Regions from separate parts of the Mus musculus genome. Here regions 1 and 3 are each linked to region 2. The links are chromatin loops, found by intact Hi-C in ENCODE. Cell type or tissue: heart. All regions are shown on one strand. Links, peaks and the distances in the headings refer to the core of each region. The heading gives the core; the rest is flanking DNA.

Region 1 (7,789 bases), core at 915-5,914, 380 kb before region 2:
CCAGTGGGCCCGCTTTTTCTGTTCTCAAGGAAGTGCCACAGCAATGATTGCTTCTCAAGGTTTCCCCTGGTATCCTGAGACCGGTGATCTTTGCTTGCCTCTTTATTTATGGTTTTACATCAACAAGTTGAGAAATTTTTGAGGAGCATTTCAGCACAAGTCCTGGGTGCTCTGTGAGATGACTCATCCCAATTAGGCTGCAGCCTGCCTGATGGGGATTCTCTTGTTTATCAGTATAGTTTTTTTTAAGGTAGATTGCTGGCATAGCAATAGCAGCCATTGCTCAGCAAGGCTCATGATGACTGATCCCAGCACCTTGGAGACAGAACTCCAACTGGGGCAAAGAAAGCAGCCAGCCAGCCTGAATAATTATAGCCCAGGAGAACTGCCCCATGCTAAAACCTCTTCCCATCTCTAGCTGCTCCCCTACCCCGTCAGTTTCATAGACAAAACAGCTGTCTGTAAATCACTCCTGGCAGCCTCCTTCGAGCTGTGGACAGGACCAGGCTTTGGTTGGTTTGTAAACAGGTCAACAGCTTTGATGGGTAGGCTATAGTGTTAGGAACTCAGGTCCTGGTGGGAGTCCTACCTGCCCAGTTTCTTGTGTGTCTTATCTTTCATTTCTCTTCTCATCTTAGAGTATAATAAACACTGGATGATGGGAGAAAATTCATTATTTCTTGATTTGATATATAAAGAATGGTCCTGCCTTCTTATTTATATCAAACTTTTGGCTTGAGGCCTGAAGCCTCTGACAGAGGTGGTGCTGGACGCTATGGCCCAGCCCTTTGTTTTGCATGTGATTGAAAACCTTGTGCGTCTTATCGTCAGTTGAGGATTCAGAGCTGTTTCAGTGGGAGGATTTCTGTATGCTCTCCACATCTTACAGTAGGTGAGTGGGCTGAGAATCCTCTCCAGTGGGAACCTGCTCTGCAGCTGGATTCCCATGGGGATATCTCTGGGGAGTTGGACCCTGGGTGGACGTAGAAAAAATACCCTATGGAAGTGTGCATAGTCATGTATGTGCATATGTGCATGCATGTGCACACACACTCTCCCATACTCCTGCTGCTAATGGAACTGTGGCCTGCTGTGTGTTAGCCAAATGTTCTACTGTTGATCTATAGCCTAAGCCCAAGTGTTTGTTTTCTTAAAGCTCCAAACACCCACGTTTGTTTCCTCTGCCTTTCTTCCCCCTGCAGATTGGTAGGCAAAGGCAAACCAGTGACCAAGTCGAATGAGTCAGTCTCTTAGCAATTTCATTTTCTCTCTCATTGTTGTCATACTAGTTACTAATCTGTAACTCATTTTTAAGCATCTTAGAGTATTAGAGTTGGAGGAGAAAGCCTAGTCCTCCAGAGAATCCCAGAGGAGATGGATGCCTTCACCAGGGGGCTGAGCCCCTCCCTACAGAGTAAGTGACTTAGTTAGGTTTTCATTGCCATAAGGAGACACCATGACCAAGGCAACTCTTATGAAGGACAACATTTAATTGGGGCTGGGTTACAGGCGCAGAGGTTCAGTCCATTATCATCATGGCAGGAAGCAGGGCAGCATCCAGGCAGACAGGGTGCTGGAGAAGGAGCCAAGAATTTTATATCAGTCAGGAGAAGACTGGCAAAGCCCATCCCCAATCCCATAAAGCCCACACTTCCTCCAATCAGGCCACAACTATTTCAACAAGGACACACCTCCTAATAGTATCACTCCCTGTGGGATAAGCATTCAAACACTTGAGTCTGTGGTGGCTAAACCTATTCAAACCACCACAGTAAATGAGAACAGTGCTTGGTTTTGTGTCCCCCCCCCTCCCCCTCCCCCTCCCCCTCTCCTTATTCCCTTCCTCTCCCTTCTTTATCCCTCCCTCCTCCTCCTCCCTTCTTCAGTCTTTTACACACATGCACAACCATGTGGCGAGAGAGGAATGAGTGCAGGCCTATGTTTGTATGATACTCATGTGAGGGTCCCAGGGCAACTTCCTGTGTCGTCTTTGACTTCTGTCTTGTTTGATACACAGTCTATTTTGTTCACTGCTGTGTAGGCTTGGCTTGCTGGCCCAAGAGCTTCTGGGAATTTCCTGTCAGTGCTTCCTTTGCCCAGGAAATCTTCTTAGCCCTTGTTTCATTTGCAGATGCAAGATCTCCTTGTGCAGCCTAGCCTAGGTGTGTGTGAAACTCATCATGCAGCCCATAAGGTCCTCCTGCTTCAGTTAGCCCCTGAATGCTGGGATTGTGAGCGTGGACCACTCATGCCTGGCACTGTGAGGGTTCAGACCGCCGGGGCTCTCCAGTGTACACATCCCTCTCCCGCCCACTGAGTGTGGGCCACTGAGATTGTAGCGTGCCTTATAATAATTCCGTGCACGGTCCCTAACCCCTTCCTGTTAATCTGAAACCTTGGTGAGCAGAGTGTAAGCATTTGGAGGGATGCATTTTGGTTCTGGTAAAGTGGAAGCATAATGTCTCAACCAAGAACCACCAGATGTGCCAGAGAATACAACTCAGCGGTGATTAATGCTGAAGTCAGCCCAGGACAGTGTGTGTGGAATGAATGAGCGACTCTGAGAGTTAACTGCAGACTTCTGCCAGCCTCAGGGTTTGTTGTGGGGCCTACCACAGCAGATGCACCTGATCCAAACTTCCCATCCCTAGACACAAGGTTAGCTCGGGCTCAGCCAGAAAGCAAGTCAGCACTTTGCTTGTGGACAGCAGCAAGGCTTGCCATCTTGGCTGCTATCCCAGTTTGATGTTTTTAATGTCTTTGTTCTTTTAAAAATTGAATTCAAAAAATACTTAAAGCACATAAAGTACTTTAATAAATAAATACAGCTTGATATTTTAACCAGTGTCTTCTCTGTAACTACCACCAGAGGGAGCTGTGTTTTCAGAGTTGCCTGGCCTTAGCACTGGCCTGACTTTTACTGTTATCACTCTACATGTGTCTTGCCTGCTTATGATTTTTCAATAAGAAATAACTATAATATGTACTTTTTTATGTTAGGTTGACTTTTTTATGTTTAGAGGACACCTTCATTTTGAGCGTATCAGTAGCTCTTTTTACTGACTGTGTAATATTCTACTTTGTGACCATGTTATATGTGTTTATTTTTCTGTTTTTTAGGTAGCTGGGTACTTTATAACTCAGAGGTCTTTTCATTAAAGATGCCTTGTTTTTTCCTAGTATTTTTTTTAGAACATATTCTCCCCCCCCCCCCGTGTGTGTGTGTGTGTGTGTGTAAGAAACGTAGGTCTTAGAATAGGTGTTTGTTAGACTTTAGAAGGTGCTGCCAAATGGGTTCTGACGTGTGTTTCTCTCTTGTGTGCATATTTGTATATGTTGTGTGTGGATGCATGTAGGTGTACATGTGTGCACATACATATGGGGACCAGAGAAAAGGCTTGGGTATCATTCTACAGGCTTGACCTGAAGCTCGCAGAGTTGGCTACCCTGGCTAGCCACTAGGCTCCAGGTATCCTCCAGTCTCTGCATCCCCAGTGTATCACCAACCCAGCTTTTACTGAGGTTCTGGGGACCCGACCCAACTCAGGTTCTCATGCTTGCATCAAGTGCTTTACTGACAGCTTTCTCCCATCCCTGGTTCTAATTCTTGATCTTATCTAGCTTGCATCTGTCTATGAGCTCTGTGTTCCCAATTTGTAGTCTCTGGTATGTGTAGACTGGGGACAGGAAATGCAAAAAAAACTTTATGGAGACAGAATGGAGCAGGGAACTGGCTACTGTGTGTTTAAGGCTGAGAGGAATAGATGTGGAGAGGGGGAGTTGGAGACCATGCAGTTTGGGGCCTGATGCTTCGTGTGGATTCAAGCTCCAGCTTCTGTCCCATCTTCAGCAGTTCCACCTTAAGAAGTGTGTTTCTACTTCAGGAAACATTGTCCTCACCTGTGTGTGAAGCTAGGGCTGAGCCCATTCTTTACCAGGCAAAGCATTGACTGAAAGGCACAGTGAAGACCTCTTGGGGTCTGCTGAGTGGCAGCCACTGTGCCCACATAGCCATCAGACTTTATCTTCATGACAAGCCCGCCATGCACTGTTATTTTCAGTTTGCCAGTTAGGAAGCTTAATGTGTTGTCTTCCTGTTGCCGTGGCAGAACATTTGGGGTAGAACATTTTAAAAGCTAGGGGATTTCTTTTGGGCCATGGCTGCACCAATTGAGGAGCATGGTTGCTTGTCCTAGTTGCTTTGTGTCTGTGATTAGGAATAGAGGTTGAGTGCCTAGTGCAAGCTACCTGGCATCTGGTTGTAGGTTGCAAAGGGGAGGGGCCTGAGGAGGCAGAGAAGATGTGGTACAGCACCACAGCCTGCTCCTACACCTCCAGTTTCCACCACTTCCCAATAACGTGTCAAGTTAGGAAACTATCAGCCGATCCCTCCATTAATAAGGTCATACCTCTCTTGTCTCCTCAAAGACCCCACCCTGGAACATGCTTGGCTGGGGACTGAACCTTCAACATGTGAGATCTTGGGGGACGAATAAGAGCAAAACTGGGGTTCAGTAACATGTCCCCATGTTACACAACTGTTAGTAGGGGCAGGATGCTGATAGGTTTATACTGATCTCTTGATTGCAGAAGTGTGGCAGATAGACAAACAGAAAAGAGAATCCCTGCACGTATAGGGTAGACTAAGTAGACAACCCACTGTCCTCATAGTAGCCAGACATGTTTCGTAGTGATCTAAGTAGGATAGTGACGACATGGGGGGGTGGGTGGGGAAAGGGAAGCTGGGCAATCTGGAGACCTGTGATGCTTAGTAATGTGTCTTAGGCAGCATCTGCAGAGTCTTTACTGGGATTTGCAGGAAGACCTTACATAGCCATGGTGCTAAGCAGTCCTGATCCCTTCAGTCTCACCTGTGCCTCCAGCCCTCTTGTAAAGAAAGCTTGCTGCTGAGTCTGATGACCTGAGTTTGATTCCCCAGAACCTGTGTAGTGGAAGAAGAGAGGCAACTCCAGCAAGTTGTATCAGACCTCCACATGTGCTCTGAGGCAGGTGTACCTCCTGCGCACGCGCGCGCGCGCACACACACACACACACACACACACACACACACTCACACACACATGCATACACTCACACACCTCTGTATGAGCACACATATAGTGGAATAAATTAGAGGACAGAAAATAACAAGGTAATAGCAGGTGGAAGTATTGAATTGAATAGACACAATAGACTTAATTGAAGAGTGAGATAAATTCCTTGGTCAACTGACTTTTCTCAGTCCTAGCCCAGGATTCTCTTTCATTTCCCTATAGAGCTTGCTTGCTTTGTTAATCATCTATTTTCTTTTATATGTACATCCCACATGCATTAAAGACTCTTCCATGCGTTTAGCCAAAAGTGGCGAAGAAGTCCTCCTGGGTCTTTTCAGCAGTGCATAGGAGAACGGGTCACCTTTGCTCTCATTGGCCAGGAGTTATTAGTCAGCCCGTGAGAAGTAATTCCACACTCCTGCACAGTGCCATTTTTCATAGCGCTCCAAGGAGGGAAGTGGAGTATCGGGAAGTGTCCCCACAGGCTCCTCAGACACCCTGCTCTGCCTCTGATGGAGGAAGACACAGAGCCCTTCTTCCTTCAGGATACTCATAGTCTGTGTGGGAGATGGCTATGGAAACGCTTTAAGTTTCATCCTCAGAGTCCCAACCTCACAGGCTGAGCCCCACATTGTATAGGTCGCTACTAGAACTGTAGTTTTCTCCTTTGTGAAAACAGAATATCCACATTTACCCCAAGGGATTGCCCTCTGGGTTCTGAGTGGCTTTCGTCTCCTGCGCCTGATGTTTAAGTGTCCAGCATGATGTTGATCTACAGAAGCCTGCAGGTTGGGTGAGAGCCACTGGCAAGGCGGCTGCAGTAGCAGTCAAGCTCTGGCAGGTGAGGTGAGGCCTGCCATCAGAAAGCACTGCCTCCTTACTTCCTCTGCCCATCCCAGAGCCAACAGTGCAGAACAGCATACGGACCAGAGGAACTCCTGGGGAGTTTCCTCAGCAGGGTGGCTTGTAAGCAAATGACAGAGCAGGCAAGACTGGCTGTGGGTTCCTGAGAGATCAGTGGTGACAAGGAGTTCTGGGAACTACCATCTGTTACCATCCTCTCTGACCTGACACACCTAAGCCTCCAACAAAGCACAAAGTGTGTGGTGGGGACCTTGGGATAGGCGGAGAAGAAGGACCCTGCCGAGAGGGATCTTAGAGGGCTGGGCTGGTGATACACATGGCCCCATGGACCTGAGCTCTTCAGGGATAGTGCCAGGAAGGACAGCACTGCCCACAATGTGCCAGCCACTGTGCCAGCGCTGGTATGCTGGGATTGTGTTGTAGGGATGGCATTTGGTGTGAGTAAAAGCTGAGTGGTTTCTTTGGTTGGGTGACTCCCTGCGTACGCACTGGGTACGTAACTCATTTAAATTTCAGAACAATCATGTGGCACACTTTTAGAATTTATTTACTTTTGATGTATTTTCTTAAACTCTGTTTGGATTGAGTCTGGCGAGTAGCAACACACTTCTTCTAGTAACATTAATTGATAAATTAACTTCGAATGTGCTACCTTCCCTACCGGAGACACTTAACACCCACACACTCTCAACAGCGTCTTGATGAGTACCCTAGTCTGGCTTCAAACTTGAGCTCCCATTTTGCTGAGGTTTTGGGTCACCTTTACCTCGCCGTGCCTAGCAAGGCGCTGTGGTTTCACGGATGAGACCAAGCTAGGGAGTGTCAGAGAAACTCCCCAGGTCGCATTTCAGCGACCGAAGGCATTCCTCTTTTGGGGGCAACATGAAAAGGTTTGCTTTAAAAAGACATCTTGTAAAAGAATTCTAGCCAACAATATATGTGTGCCTATAAACAAATGTACATCTGGGTGCAGTGTAACATGGAGAAAAGAGACCAAGAAAGGCTAAATCTTAGGGAACGAGAAGGAACTGAATGCAAGGCAGGAATTGGAAGAGGATGGAGAGCTACTTGTCATGAGGGTTTTTTGCCTTTGTGGAGGATTAGTGCATAAAATATATTTGGTAGTGAAAGTATAAAACCCAACGTGAACTTTTACAACTTCCATTCCAAATGTCCACTCTAATTGTATAGAAATTAATTGAGTTTATATAGGTTTTGGGTCTGGTTAATTTTGGTACATGATGATTTTTGTTTGTGACATTTTTTAAGATGGTACCTAGCCTTTCTGCACTTGGCCGTGAGTTTTGCTAGTCTACTCCATCAGATAGAGGCACCCAGCCTTTGGAAACACTTGACCTCAGAAGACAGTGTAGATCTCTGGGGTGGGGTGGGGAGGAGTTTCAGTAGGAGATACCCAGATACCAGGCAGGCAGGCAGGTTACTGCATCTGTAATTCTTTTGTTCTGAAGCCCACACTCCCCAGACACTTCTGCCATTCCTGATCTGTCAGGAGTAAGATGGGGCCTGAAGAAGGTGGACAAAGCCTGGTGGTGAGCTCTAGGCCTGGATTCTCTTCCACATTCCAAGACAGTTTGCTTTCTTTGTTAGTCATTAAAAAAAAAAAATTAAATATGCCTCTTATTCCCCCACCCCACGCCCCAGGAAAAAGAAAAAAGAAAGGAAGAAAAAGGAGCTGTGGCACTTCCCAGCAGCTCCTCCCAACCTTCTTTTCTTTGTTTCTGTATAGCAGTTCTTTACTTGGTGGTGGTGGTGGGGGTGGTGGTGGTGGTGGTGGTGGTGTGAGTGTATTCTATGATATGTATTTTATACATGTGTATAGTTTATGTCTTTACACAGCAAACATGTATTTA
Region 2 (7,789 bases), core at 1,930-6,929:
ATTGAAAAATTAAACTGGTTCAAAGTAAGCAGTATCTCTAGTATTTGTGGTGTTTGGCTCACACTCTGTGACTAGTGATTTCTAGGAATAATGATTCCCGGTGAAGGGATAGCATTACCCAGTCTTACCTTACCTTCACAGATCCTGAGAGCTTTAAAAATCAAGTTGAGTAATTGCTGCCCTGCCTGAAAGAGCTGCTTGATGACACACATGCAGTCTAGGTTCTTCCTTCTCTAAGAAAAACACTTCAGTACAACAGGACTTTCAGTAATAGATTCATCTAACGGAACTTGGGAACCTAGTTAAGAGTTCCTGACTTTGGTTTGAGACCTCGGGAGACAGAGTTCACTATCTGCCTGGTGCCATTCCACCCTCACATTTAAAAGATACACATAGAGAGGTATGTGGGTGCAGGCTGGCAGTCCCAGGGCTCCAGCAGTGAAGACCAGAACATGTGTGAGACCAGCCTCACCTACCTAATGAAGCCTGGTCTGTATTCCACCCACTAGGGGGATGTACAAAAGAATATTTGCACATGACAGTGAACTATCTTGCATTATCTTTCAAAGATAAAGTTCTGGAAAGACAAACTGACACAAGTCCAAGAGTGAAGTAACGGTGTATGTGTGTGTGTGTGTGTGTGTGTGTGTATACTTTGAACACCCAGCTCAGCCTGCCATTTTAATTCACTCAGTAATGTCTTCATTAGGAACAGTGAATCTTATCTGGATAAGATGCAAGCTTAATTTTCTTTCAAGGAAAGCAAAATAAAACCACTGACTTGAAAATGAAACGAAAGTAATTTTTATGTGTTCTTACATATGTGGCAAAGTAGTCTGGAAACAGAATGAGAAAACTATAAACACTTAAGGGAAGAACTAGGTGTTAAAGAAAGTTTTAAGTATTTCTATTAAAATCTAATTCAATACTTGGCTGATGATGAAGGCAGCTAGGACTGCATTTTATTGTTTTATTTTCTTAAGTAAAATACCAATAGATAGAGAGACATTTTCCATGTATAAAAGAACAAAGAAAAAGCAGTCAGTGCTTCTTTGCGTTAGAATACACAGTTTTAATTGTGTTCAAGATATTTGAGTGCGTCACCCTCCGCTGACTGACTCAGTGTCTGAGCTCCTGAATCAGCTCTCGTCCTGTGCTAATGGTCTTTTGTTTTTCAGAGTTGCCTGCTGGCTGGGAAAAGATTGAAGACCCTGTCTACGGTGTCTACTATGTAGAGTAAGTGTCCGTGGATATTCCACATATAGATTTTGCACTCCTGGGCCATTGTGTATATTATACGAAACACATCTTAGCATTGTTACAAGGTTCAGCATGATATTATTAATTTTATAATGGAAAGAGGAAGAGTTTAGTGAGTAAGCAAATATTCACCAAACCTGGAGAAATTCAGAAAGGAAGTCGGTATACATGGCTTTTGTTAACTTCCGAATCCCCAAGACCCAGTGTGCACCACAGGTTCTCAGCGAGTGGTAGTGAAGAGCTGGCTGCAGGAGAGCCGATTAAAAACTACAGAAAGCTTGTGCTTTTTCAGAGCAGCCTGACTGCTCTTATTTTGATGCCTAGGTCTGAACTTCATAGCAATTATTTATTCACTCTGCCATTCTAAAAGGGTTAGACAAATCTTAATAATTTATGAAACTTTGCCAAGAGTAAGAAGGAAGTGGAAAACTGGGATAAGATGCAGGGCCTGTTATCTGTCCCTCCTGGCCTCTCCCAGGATTCTCAGCCTGTAGTGTGATCTCTTTACTATAGACTTCATTCTAGCATTGGACATGTACTTTGTCATGTTACTAAAATCATTGATTAGCAGGATGCTAAAAAAAAATTTTAACAATAACCAAGAGGTAGAATACTGCAAACATCAATATCAACATATATCGCAGCTTTTCCTCTAAGGAAAGAGAGAAAACTGTAACAGTTCCTTTGAACAAGACAAGCACCATGTGAATTTTGTGTCATTATTGTCCTTCATGCCACAGTGAAGATAAAAGGCCTCCTTTCTCTTTCTCATGTTGCTGGCAATAAAAAGTCACTTGTATAATGCCCCAATAATAGGAACATATTATGTAAAAATGCCAGGCTGCAATAAGATGCCAGCGTCTTACTGTAAAGCAGTTGCAGGAGTTCAGTATAGCAAGTGCCCTTGACCAGTACAAGGCCTGATTCCCCTCTACAGAACAGGGAGAAACTTCAACATCAGATACAAGCAAAGTCATTTTTATTGACCTTCATAAAGTACACGTCCTTTGTGAGCTCTGAAGATCTTTTATATTGACAAACAGAGAGGCTGCTGCCAGGCAAGGCCGGGCTTGCATTGGTACTTAGCTAGCTTGTGCATTTAGTAAGAAAGGATGCAGCTGGGTACCACTATGAACCAAGAAGAAACCAGGTCCCGAAGTGGGAAGACAGAACTTACAAGGTTTGCTTCTCGGTCTTTTCATGGCAGATCCACAGGGCATGCTAGTGCTAGGCAATTTCTTACATGAGATTGTCTAAAGGAACAAAGAGGCAAATATCCTTTTAATAAGAATTAAAGATAATCTGTCCACCCTATTTGATAAACTATTCTTTAAAAGAAAAAGTCTCATTTTCAAAAGCAATACTTGATGTTTTAAATAGTAACGTAATAGGTATGCCCCCAAACTTCTAATGAACTGTTGTTTTGGCTAAAGGAGTACATACACGTGTACATACACACATATGTATATGTGAAACCATCTATATATACATGTATTTATACTTAGTATAAATACAAAATAAATAAGGCCATCACACAGAAACACTCATGTGGATGATGGGTGTATGTTGATGTGTGTGCGTTGTGGGGGTAAGTGCGTGTGCTTGCCCGGCCTTACTAGTGACAGAGTCATCTAAAATGTCTGGATCTTTGTCACTTTAAATACATTGCATTCACATAGTTTAACTACCTTAGAACTATCATTGCCTATAGGCTGTGAATTTGGTCTTTCCTCTTGGTCATTCATTGGGTTGCCATAATTGACAGATGTTAGTGGAGTCCTTTTGACTTCACCCTTAGGCTTCTCCATACCTTGCTATGTAAAGCCATTCAAGAGTTTTGCTATTGTAGACCACAGACAACATCCCAGCTCCAGTTGACTCTTAATTCTTAGTAATTCAGAGTGTACTTCTTGGTGAATTTAATGTACCCCCCCCCTCTCAGATGCTAGCTTTGAAATAGGGGTAGAGTCACTGGCTCAAGCCCTTGAATTCAAAAGCAAGCATAGCTGAGTGAGCATACTAGTTAATAATGCCACACAAAGAGAACTACACAGAGGCGTACTTCTCATCCCCACATGAAATACTATTGTGTCCACACTTACATGCTTCACATACTCAAGGTGAATTGTTGCTTGAAAAAAAAAATGGCATAGAAAACTTTAGAAAAAAATAAATAAAATTTAAGTTTCAAGTTGGGTGTCATTCAGGGCACGGTAAGGTCTCTTTCCTTGCTGCTCCATGGAGATTAGGCCACAAAGCACCCCTCATCCAGTGCAGCTAAGCTTTATGCACTGCCTGTCAATCAGTCACTTGGTGGCCAGCTCAGTTACAAGGTCAGCTGTCACAGTGTCATACACTGTCATACACTGTGTTCAAATGTCCCTTATTTAACTTCCTGATAGGCCCAGAGCACAAAGGTCACAGCGTGGGCAATTGGAACGTGCTGAAGAGGCAGGCAGAAGTTCCTTTAAGTGGCTAAGGAAATAAATCATATGTGGAAACTACTGAGGGCTACAGTGAATTGTTGCTGTTGATCTGTTGCTGTGCTTGTTTTATAAGTTAAACTGGGTCATAGGTGTGTACAGATGCAGAGGGAAAACCATATTCATATTGGATTGGACGCTATCCTGGGCTCCAGCATTCACTGGGGCTCTGGGAACAGGTTCCCTGTAAACAAGGGCTTTCCGCTGGTGAGTAAAGCTATTTGCCTCAGGACATTTGCTAGGGATTTCTAGTAAGATGCATTCCAACCACACCCTAGGTCTCACTGCACATACACAGCCATAATGGGAGCTGTGTTTATGTCTATCTGCATATCCACTCCAGACCCTCTGCTGTGCCTCAACTAATCGATTTGCCCGGCCTTTTCTTGCTAGAATGAGTATTTCCTCCCTGAGAACTGCTTTCCTTTCTTCCCAGCCACATCAACAGGAAGACGCAATATGAAAACCCAGTCCTAGAAGCCAAACGGAAGAAACAGCTTGAACAGCAGCAGCAACAGCAGCAGCCTCAGCCACCGCAGCCAGAAGGTTGGCTTCTTTGCTGGAGGCATTTCCCTGAGCTGGGAGTGTGGGGTAAAGCCTAGGCACTGTCACCCCCGTGTGGTCAGAGCTGGCCTTGATGATAGATTCTTTTCTCCTCTAGTCACCCCTCCCTCCAACAGCACACCCCAGCACACTGCAGAAGGGGGCGCCCCTGCATAGCGCTCAGACCTCTGCCTTGCTTTGGATGGAATTTAACTTGCGGAGCTGAGGGAATTTGGGCCCCTGCAGCATTTGCATGGTGATCCCTGTGTAACATTTAAGCAGAGTTTCTGGGCACTAGGCTCCTTTTTCACGTTAGAAACGCCGTACAGAAGGATCTGCATGCTTCTGGGAAGTCACAAATCATATTCTTTTATTTTTTTTTTATTTTATTTTGGTTTTTCAAGACAGGGTTCTCTGTGTAGCCCTGGCTGTCCTAGATCTCACTCTGTACACCAGGCTGGCCTCAAACTCAGAAATCCGCCTGCCTCTGCCTCCCAAGTACTGGGATTAAAGGCGTGTGCCACCACTGCCCCAAACAAATTCATATTCTTTAGAGAAATCAAAATAACCCAGGAAGAGGGGGGAACATTAAATCTTCCAGTGCTTGCCCCATCCCATTCTTAGGGGCTCACTGTGTAGAATTTTTCTGGTAAATAAAAATCACAAATACCAAAACCAAGAATAATTTTGTGAGTAAATATATTTCATTTGAGCAACTTTTTTTCACTTTTTATTTCTTAAACCTGCTTGAAGGTTTGAGTTGACTCATAGTTTTAATGGCTAAAAGATGTGCTACGTAATGAGTGTTTCTACTAATATGTAGCTATCCATTTATTAATATTTAAGGTTTTCCTAATTTTTCATTAAATCTTTCAGTGGTAGGCTTTATACCATCTAAGTATAATATCAATTATGTGAATATGAACTATAACACTTTTGTTCCCACGTTATATATAATACATATTATATGCTATATATTATTATATATTTAATTAATTTATATATTAAATATTTAACATAATTAATTTATATACTATATATTTTAAATGTGTATGGTGCTAGAAATTGTACTGAGGACCTCATCACACCAAGTATCTACCCAAGCAAGCACTGAGTCCTTGAACATAATCAAATATAGTCCTTAAACTATGGGAGTAGCCAAATGTTACTACTATAAATATATATAAACATCACAAATGTTTTAGCATTGATGTTACATAGTTCTTGTAATAACTACTCATCTTTATAGTGTAAAACAGATACAGATAATATATAAATATAGGCAATTCTGTGTGTCAATAAAACTTTATTCATGAACACCCATTTGAATCTCTAATTTTCGTGTATCAGAAAATACTCAATTTTAACCTTTTAAAAATGTGAAAGGCCAACATGGTTTACATAGTAAGTTCCAGGACAGCCAGAGCTACACAAAGAAACCCTGTCTCGAAAAATCCAAATAAATAAGTAGTAAGTGAATGAATGAATGAAAAGCATTTATGCCATGTACTTCTATAAGGCAGACATTGAGCCCAGTTTAGCTGGTAAACCATGCTTTACTCTCTACTACCCCTATGCACCAGCTGAAAAGTTCTCTGGCTTAATTCCCTTTTTAATTTAAGGATAACTTTTAAAAATATTTTTAAAGATATTTTTAAAGATAGTAGTCCCAGCAAATGTGGTTTGAGCTGTGGGCATATAGCTAAGGGAAGGTGACTGCTTTACATCTTAAAGATCACTCACTGCAAGATGTTACAGGCAGTAGCTTCCCTTTGAGTTTCAGAGACAACAGAAGTTAGTGCCGCAACAAAATAATGGCGTATATTTTCATCCAACTTACCAGGCAAGACAGGTAGGCTCTGCAGACCAGCGCACCCCTCACTGAGCCTTAAGAAGGTCCTTTCTCACATGGCTACCTTCAAGCAAATCCATACCTGAAAAAACAAAGGAAAAGAAAACCAAAATTTGGTTTTCACTTAAAACCTTTAAAGTCAGATTTTTACCAGTTGTGCCATATTTCTTTAATGAGAGAGAGAGAGAGAGAGAGAGAGAGAGAGAGAGAGAGAGAGAGAGAGAGAGATATTTCACTGACCTTACCACAAAGGGAGGGAGGGCTGCTGCTTTTGCTCACAGACTTAGTGAGGGTTTCCATTGTTGTGAAAGACAACATGAACAAGGCAACTCTTATAAAGGACAACATTTAATTGGATGGGGCTGGCTTACAGGTTCAGAGGTTCAGTCCATTATCATCATGACTGGAAACATGGCATCTTCCAGACAGATATGGTGCTAAAGAACTACATCTTGGCTTGAAGGCAATCAGAAAACTGGCATCCTCAGGAGGCTAGGAGGAAGCTCTCTTTGCCCACCTCCACAGCGACACACTTCCTCCAACAAGGCCACACCCCTTAATACTGCCACTCCCTGGGCCAAACATACTCAAACCACCACACCACCTACTTTTGATTCATTGGTCTGACTATTACTAAGAAGGTAAGTGGCTTGGCTGTTCAGAGACAAATCACGAAACTGCTTCTTCTCTTTCTTCTAGAGTGGACAGAGGATCATGCATCTGTTGTGCCTCCTGTTGCTCCTTCCCATCCCCCGAGCAATCCGGAGCCAGCCAGGGAAACTCCACTTCAGGGTAATGGGGGCTTTTGATTGCATCATAGTTTTAGCTCTGGGGTATCGCTGTTAATTTCTTCATTACACTGAGTGTGTGTGGGGGGGGGGGAGGGGGAAGCCCCTACATTTGTGCCACATATACATGTGGTGGTCAGAGTACAACTTGTCATAATTAGTTTTCTCTCTCACCATGTGGCCCCGGGACCAAATTCAGGTTGTCAGTCAGACTTAGCATGATACACCAAAGTCGCTTACTAGTTCTAAAGTCTCATTTTTAAAAAAAATGAAGACTTGTAACTCAAAGTCTCAACACTGTTGATACTTCTGACTAGATTATTCTTTATAAGGAAGAATGTCGTAAGCACTTACTTATGGGACAAGATAGGAGGATATATACCCAACCTCCCACTAGTAACCAATAATGATCAGAAAGGTGTCCAGACATTGTCAGATCCTCCTGAGGAGCAGAACCATCTCAGAGTTGGAATGAGTGATTTGGAGACCACAGTATTAAAATAAATAGATAGGTAGGTAGGTAGATAGATAGATAGATAGATAGATAGATAGATAGATAGATAGATAGATAGATAGATATTTTGAGATTTCAGGCAACACAGTTGCTGTTGAGTAATATTTCCTCCTAAGGGTAAATAAGTTTACCTTCAATGTCCTTCCCTGCTGCTGTTTTTGCATTGGTATATCCTATAACATTTAGATTGGTCTCACATTTGTAAGTATAGCCCTTAGAAAGGACTGTTCCTGACTTGGGTTCCTGAGCCTTGAATAGTCAGGCTTCATTAGTCTTCAGTGATAGAAGAGGGGCAGTGTGTTTCGGGGTTCCTCGTTTTCTTTCTTTTCCAGTAAGAAAACTAAAATTG
Region 3 (7,789 bases), core at 915-5,914, 710 kb before region 2:
TTATTCATTTTGACTATGAATAAAAAATTCCAAGAACAATGTACAAATGTAAACACATTTTGGGCACACACATACCTTAGATTATCGTTGTCTTCCTTTCCTCCGTGGGAAGAAACCACAACTGACATGAACGCAAGTTTCTACTTTGTGGGGTTCTTCTTCTCACATAAATCTTACATACACAAGTTTGGGCAAATGGATAAGATCCTGGGGAAAAGATCATTCTAAGGGAAGTCAGACGTCAGATTCTCTGGAGCTGGACTTAATGGCAGCTGTAAAGCTGTAGCGCACCAACAACAATAACAACAGCAGCAACAACAACGAAACTTTGTATTGCTCCTCAGTAAACGGAGAGAAACGGAAGCAGAGGAGAGCAGAGCCATTAAAAAAGTATTTCTCTGGGAACATACTCTTAAATACACTTCGCTCAACCATGCACGGGCCTGGCAGGTACTAAGTCAAACAGTCCCCTGACTGGGGAGTGAGGAGGATTATAGGAAAGATGGAAAAGAAGACTCCGAGACAGAGGTTAGAAATCAGGAGGGCTGTCTAGTCACTACTGCGGCAGCCTCGAGTTTAATTTTCTTAGGCTTTAGATACTTTACAGTATCATGAGAAACAAAGCCACAAGCTAACAGAAACAATTTGCTAAAATGTACACAAGACATTCCTTCCCATCCCAAAACGCTCTGTTCTTTCCACCAAGGTCAATAGACTCTTCAGCCCCAGCCTTGAGCCCCAGGTTCACCTCCTCTTATCTTATCATTCCATGCCACAGAGGCCAGGAAATCTGCCAACAGGCCCTCCTTCCCCTCCCCCTCCCTCTCCTCCTCCCCCTCCCTCTCCTCCTCCTCCTTCTCCTCTCTCTCTCTCTATCTCTCTCTCTCTCTCTTTCTCTCTCTCTCTTTCTCTCTCTCTCTCCCTCTCTCTCTCTCTGCTTCAGAGAAGCACAAAACAGCTCCCCACACAGCAGCTAAGAGCTGATCTTCCAAAATGATTCCCAGCACAAATGGTGGCTGACTCTAGTCTCAGAGGACCCAACGCCCTCTTCTGGCCTCGTCTGGTACTGCACACATGCAATGCAGAGATGTACATGAAGGCAAAACACCCATACACATAAAATACAAATAAAAATTTAAATCTAAACAAAGTTAAGGTGCATTCTTAGTAAACATATATAGGTATAACTATTCATAAGCCATACTTTTAACTGAGTCTTGTTTCTTAAAATCAGTGAATTCACAAAATATGCAAATATCTTTTGATGACAATATGTGTATATTTGTGTTTGCCACCTCAAAATGTTAATGGATAGGAAATAATGCTTTGTGAAAAATAACTGACATGTTCTTGAACTCTCCATCCTCTAGGTGTCACTTATGTCTACAGAAAAAGAAAAAAGAAATAGCAATCGCTCCCATATGAGACAATAGTTAAAGTAAAGAGTTTATTATACTGGGTACAACAGAATTTCTAATGATTTTCTATTGATTTTTAAAGTTATTGCAGCTCGTCTACAAGATAAATTTAATTTCTTATTTACTGGTAGTTAATTATTCTTTATAGCTAAGTTTTAAAACTTTAGGTTATCATTTCATCATCTGTTGTATATATACAAGATAACCAATTATATATTTGGCCCCCCCCCCACATCTTATCTAGGCACACGCCCTCATACCTGAAGGCCCTTGCTAAGTCTCCTCACAGAAGATGAACTTTATAATAAATAGATTCTGACACTTTCGTATGGAGACAGCTTGCAGTTCCCACCACCCTGAGTTCTCCTTCCATTCAGCTAGCGATCCACGCAACAGCACCCACAGGTGAGCTCCTGGGAATCTGACCCTGGGCCTGGCAAAAGCCATTCAGTCAAGTATACAGGAACTGCGGGACTCACCTGGCCAAACTGCCACTGCCCCCCACCCCCTTGAAAAGGTAAAACAACATGAGGCAAATTCTTTTTTTTTTAAATTATTTTATTTTAAATTACATGTATATGTGTTCGTCTGAGTGTGGGTGCGTGTACATATGTGTTCAGGTACCCGTGGATTCTAGGAGAGAGCACTGGATCCCCTGGAGCTGGGTTTACAGGCAGCTGTGTGTGGATACTGAGAAACAAACTAAGAAGAGCAGCACTCCCTCTTAGCCTTAACCACTGAGCTGTCTGCCCAGCCCCAGGGAGACACATTCCTACCACACACAAGCTGAATGATTTTAAGGTTCTCCAGACAACTGCCTCTTACTTCTAGAGAACTGATTGACTACTCAGTGAAAGACACTAATTTTCAATATGTTTGGTTTTGGTTTTTGAGACAAGCCTTACTGTTTGGTGCCCTGGAACTCACTCTGTAGACAAGGCTGGCCTTAGACTCAGAGATCTTCCTGCTTCTGTTTCCCCCGTGCTGGGATCAAAGGTGTGCACACTAATTCTCAGCTAGACAGACTATTAATGTAGCTGTGAGTAGTGCCAGATCTAAGCTGCAGAAATACAGCTCTCTGAGCAGGGCACTATACTGAGAACTTTGTATGTTTGCCTTGTTTTTTGAGACAAGGTCTCACTTAGCCCAGGCTGGCATAGTAGAGCCTGCTCTACAGTAGAAGATCTTGAAGCCCTGCCTTCACACACTGGGATTACAGATGTGCACCTTCATGCCTGCCTCCTTCTCAATGTTTACATTTTTCTGTGCACATGACTAAATTCCTACAAATATTGCATAGTAATAAGCCTTTACCACTATATGGATAAGGAATAAATGATTTGCCTTACAGGTAAGACAACTGTTATTTTATTCATGAGCATCTCCTTTTGTCACCAAACCACTGTTATTTCTTCCTGCCAAATCCTCAACTGCTCTTTTAGCTATATCCCAATTTTTTATTTTTCGTATTCTAACATTACACAGCAAAGCTTAACTAAGTACCAGCAGGTGGAGACACTGAGCACGCATGCACATCCCAAGGGCCTGGACAGGCACAAAAGCACTTATTTAAAGGAACGGGGTGGGAGGGAATCCAGCTTTTTGAGGAAGCTGAGATCCTTCTTCTTTGGGAGGAAGGAGAGGAATGCAACAGATCTCCAGCTAATCCCCGATTCACCGCAAGCCGCCGCAGCAGGCATCCTCAAGGCTGCCAGAAGCCCCATACAGATCACAGAGAACAACAGTTTGGCAGCAAAGTACCTGGAATAGTCTCTGCACACTCAAGGGTCCAGCTGGGCTCTTTTCTGCAAAGCACACATGACGGGGTCTAGGGATTGTAGTGCGTTTCCTAGCAACAGCAGGACTGTACTCTCTGATACTGTGGAGGAGGTGCAAGCAGTCGCCTTAAGAATGGCACCCCTGCACGCTGGCCAGGGTCTTTTGAGGAGCAGTGAGAGGGTAACACACATACACACACAATTGCAAATGTTTTAGGGTGCATTAAACTTGCAAGCCATTACTAGGTCACTGGCTAAAAGGTGTAGTTAAATGGGTAGGTAGATGTATTGCAATGTTGTCCAGCTCCAAGGCAGCAAAGAGGCAGGAAAGAGAAGCCCCAGGTAGATCCCAGAGGGTTCAGCTGCCTGCTCCTTCAGAAAAGGAAGTCTCCCACGTACAGCTTGAGAGTCCCAGAAACAGACAGGAAAACTGAAGGTACAGCTTGGTGACAGGGGAATCAAGAGGTTCTGCAAGCTCCCTTACTTCTGTCTCAGATTGAGGGCTGCAGAGGATGATAACCCTAAGCTTCTGTGTCAAAATATCCAACAGTGGTTATAGTCAAGTGGACGTCCGCATCATTAGAGGGACTAGTGGGAACTTCCCCGATTTCCACAAAGCCAAGCCACCCCTTCCACTCTATAGTCAGATTAGCTTAGCTCTCCCGGGAAGAGAAAAGGCAGTGACCCCTGGGAACTAACACCCAACAAACATAAAAGGCATTGTATGAAGCCCATTGGCTGGCAGTTAGAAGTCATAGACTTCTTCCTTCTCATTGGCGGCCCACTGTGGAGCTTTATCAAGACTCTGCCTGGCAAGTAGGGCATGCTTTGGGTCACACTTGTGGCATGGAGATTTAAAATTAGGCTGCCAGTGTCCATCCGATGTTTATCTCTGCCTGATGCTGACAACTTGAAGAATTTTTGTTCAGCTCCCACTTTCCAGTGTTTTGGCATCATTACTCAGATATTCCTGAGATCTAAGTATCATCTCAAACCAAATTAGGGACAATTTACTTACTGCCCATTAACAGTGGATTGATTCTGCAAGCCTTGTGGATGTGATCATAGGAGTGTCTATCTAGATTAAGATTGCTGTCTCAGCACAGTGGTAAAGATTTTCATTTTTCGTGCAATGTATAAGTTTTGTTTTGTTGTTGTTGTTGTTGTTGTTGTTGTTGTTGTTTTTAAGATTGGACCCAGCTTTGTGTTGGAATGTGCTCAGCTTGGTCTACTATGCTGTGACGATTACTATGGATTGTCAATTTGACAGGATTGAGCATTGCTGAAGGGAGCATCCTCTGACCATGTCTTTGAGGGATTTTCTACCTTAGGTTAGTTGAGGTGGGACCATTTACCCTAAATACGGTGGCGCTAGTTCATCGGCCAGGGTCCCCATTGGGGCTGAGTGAAAGGGACAGTCAACTGAGCATCTACTTTTCCTTCCTCTGCTTTCCGACTCTGGGAGCAATGTGACCAACTGCCTTGTGCGCCCACCACCGTGCTTCCCTGCCATTCTGTACTAACTTCAAGCCAGGAAACCAAATAAGCCCTCGCTTGGGTTGCTTTTATCAGAGCAATGTATGAAAGAGCTAATATCTACTAAACAAATAAAAATAAAACACACGTAAAATTCCTCTCCCACCCCGTCCTGTGAGCTGTCAGTGCCTGTGAAGATGATGGTGTTAGTCTTCTCAATTGACCTCATTTGCTGGATGTTATCTGTATTTTGAGGGTGAGCTACCTGTGGCGGCATCTTAAATTTTGAACAAGAACATTTAGGTCAAGGTTATCAAAGGGACTTCCTAATGCGATGGCTGGAGATCTGCAGGAGGCATCCGCCTTGGTGACAAAAGGGAATGTCCATTGACTGTTGTGCTACCAGCCAAAATCATGAGTCATTTTACACAAAAGGTCTCCATTCTGCCAGACCTGACAATGGCGCACACCTTTAAATCCCAGCTCTAGGGAAGCAGAAGCAGGTGGATTGCTGTGAGTTTGAGGCCACCTAGATCTACACAGCAAATTCTAGGACAGCTACTTAATGAGATGCTATCTTAAAAAAAAAGAATAGAAAAGAAAAGAAAAGAAAAGTCCCATTCTAATTTATATATATATAGTAAAGGATATATTCTCTTTGCATGCATTAAGGCATATATAAATATATAAACATAAGTAACAATATAAACTACAATGTTAACATATAGTTGTTAGTATACTTAGTAAAACAGTATATGTCATGTTACATTAATGGACTACACAGCTTTAAAAATGCTTAAACAGAAGGTCAGACATTATATCAGTAATCCTGTACTGAGAAAAAAAAATATGTCAACCACTATCTCTAATTCTTTTCCTAGAGGACAGGAAGTTTCAAACTGCCCAGCTATGTTTTTATGAGCATTCATCTTATTAATTAAAAGCTCTGAAAAGGTCAATCCAAATGCATATGCATTATGAGCCAGAGAGATTTACATATTTTGTTAATTCGTTGGCATTTTAAGAATAAAGAATAGATTAAGATTGTGTTTAGTTGCTTCTTTTCTGTGAGAATGTGCCTTTGATATGTGATTTGTTTAGCTGTATGTTGTTTGTCTCTGAGCAAAGCTTTAAAAGCCAGGTGTGACCTGAGCTCAGTGATACTGTACAATTTCTTCTCATTACTGCTTCTTAGCTTCACTCTTTTGTGCTCTACTGGTTCAGCCTGGTTCTTGCAAGAGAACAGCATCAACTGGCTGGCTTCAACAACTGGCATTTGTCATTTATCGTTCTGGAGACTGGGAAGCCCAAGATCAAGGTCCCAGCAGAACTAGCATCCTTGTTTACTGATGACTTAAATGGTAGAGACCAGAGAGGGGAAGCAAGCATTCTGCCTCCTCTTAGAAGTTCTCTAGTCCCATTCATTCCTACAGGCCCTGTCATCAGATTATAGGTTAGGACTCTAATATAAGACTGGGAGATGTGAATAGTCCAACCCTGAAGGAAGACTAAGCCCTTTAGATGGGCACATGCTGTTCTTACATTCATCTTACTTCGCTTCAAGAAGCAATAAGGAATTTTGTGTTGTTGTTGTTGTTGTTGTTGATGGTGATGATGATGATGATGTTGTTGTTGTTGTTGACATATGAGACAGGCTCTCTCTATATGCAGTTCTGAATGTTCTGGATCTCACTGTGTACACCTGGCTGACCTTGAACTCACAGAGATCCTCTTGCCTCTGCCTCTGGGTGCTGGAATTAAAGGTATGCTCCACCAAGTCTGGCAGGAGTTCTTTTCATGAGGAATGTTTGAATCTGAGCTTGTTTATACTAACGTGGATCCTTCCAATGCCACTGCTTCGACTCTTCATCCTTTGTGCCTCTCCCTGTAAGGTGTACCTTGGAGATGAATGATACACACAGTCTTCTGTGTGTATGCTTATGCTCATGTCAGTTTAATCTAAGAAGCAGTGAGCTATTTGAGAGAAACGTGTAAGACAGCTTGTTTGCATTGGTGCCGAGTTTCTCAATACTACGTTTGTTTGCTTCAACCAAGACGCATATAGGTTTGATATGATTTTAAATATGATTCCCTCAGAAACTCACATTCATCTGAAGTACATTTTTTCCTTTGAGTCAGATCAAGTTAGAAAACTCTAAGCTCCATACAGTTACATATTGTCAGTTTAAAAAAAAAAAAGATCTCTGAAAATTGTATCTCTGTAAATAGACTGGGAAAATATGGAAGAAACAAGGCATTGCTCTCTCTCTCTCTCTCTCTCTCTCTCTCTCTCTCTCTCACACACACACACACACACACATCTTATTAACTGCCAGAATTAACTGAGGCTATATCTGAGGCAAGTAAAAACAACAACAAAATATTCTTCTCAAGTATATTTTTACTTTGATATATTCACGCAAATCAAAAGAATGTATTTGAAAATACAGGGTACAAGTACAAGCAAGTTTGGAATTACATATACTTTTCAAGAGTGTATTTCTATTGTAAATTATAAGGAATATAACACAAGTATATAACATTTCATGTTCAAACTAGGTTTAGTGGTGATTAGGTTATGATAATAGAATCATTATGAGGGTCAGGGTCAGGTTGAGAGTCAAGGTTATGAAGACAGTGAGCTTTGGGGGATGCTGAGGAGCAGGTATAGGGTAAATGGAGTCAGGTTGGAAATCAGGAACAGTGAGAGTGTGAGTAGTAGGATAAAGATGAAGAGAACGGTGTCAAAGCAAGAGTGATTGTATATTTTAGGGTCTGTGATCTGGGTCTGTGTGATGGTTCAAATGAAAAAATGTCCCTCATAGGTTCATGCACTGAAATACATGGTCCCCAGTTGGTAGCCCTGTTTGGGGAGGCTATGGAACTTTAAGGAGGTGTGGTCTTGCTGAAGGATGAACAATGTCCTTAGGGGTGGGCTTTGAGAGTTGATAGCCTTACCCACTTCTGTTCATCTCTGCTTCCTGTGTGCAGTTGAGATGTGATCCTCTAATTTACAGCTCCTTCTGACATGCCTTCTCTACCACTGTGAGCTCTGGAGCTATAAACCAAAACAAACTCTTTCTTCCAACACAATAATAGAAATGTAGTTACGACAGT

Evidence for each region. Hi-C counts contacts between places; a loop is a spot of excess contacts. Peaks named below come from ENCODE experiments on the same cell type or tissue, not always from the same donor. Only the 100,000 strongest peaks of a DNase experiment are listed, where the experiment ranks them.
Region 1: it touches region 2 in a loop (2.3-fold over the local background); 2 of 42 quality-filtered maps call a loop at or near these places.
Region 3: it touches region 2 in a loop (4-fold over the local background); 3 of 42 quality-filtered maps call a loop at or near these places.

Annotation. Positions count from the first base shown.
Region 1 is chr6:94,135,100-94,142,888 of GRCm38, reverse strand. All of the region lies in intron 1 of Magi1 (membrane associated guanylate kinase, WW and PDZ domain containing 1), which reads left to right. The region is part of intron 1 of 4930511A08Rik (RIKEN cDNA 4930511A08 gene); the gene reads left to right. Among named protein-coding and RNA genes, the nearest start is that of Gm52867, 89 kb to the left of the region's middle. In heart, for the core only: a CTCF peak has its summit at 2,867 (motif pointing right); no DNase peak of the experiment used is centred there.
Region 2 is chr6:93,754,155-93,761,943 of GRCm38, reverse strand. Magi1 (membrane associated guanylate kinase, WW and PDZ domain containing 1) reads left to right here. Exons shown (of 24, transcript NM_001029850.4): 8 at 1,179-1,236; 9 at 4,180-4,289; 10 at 6,838-6,930. Among named protein-coding and RNA genes, the nearest start is that of Gm23035, 36 kb to the left of the region's middle. In heart, for the core only: a CTCF peak has its summit at 4,368; a DNase peak (open chromatin) is centred at 4,363; H3K27ac peaks cover 753 bases.
Region 3 is chr6:94,459,970-94,467,758 of GRCm38, reverse strand. No RefSeq gene overlaps it. Among named protein-coding and RNA genes, the nearest start is that of Slc25a26, 36 kb to the left of the region's middle. In heart, for the core only: CTCF peaks have their summits at 1,074 (motif pointing left) and 2,927 (motif pointing right); no DNase peak of the experiment used is centred there; H3K4me3 peaks cover 431 bases; H3K27ac peaks cover 726 bases.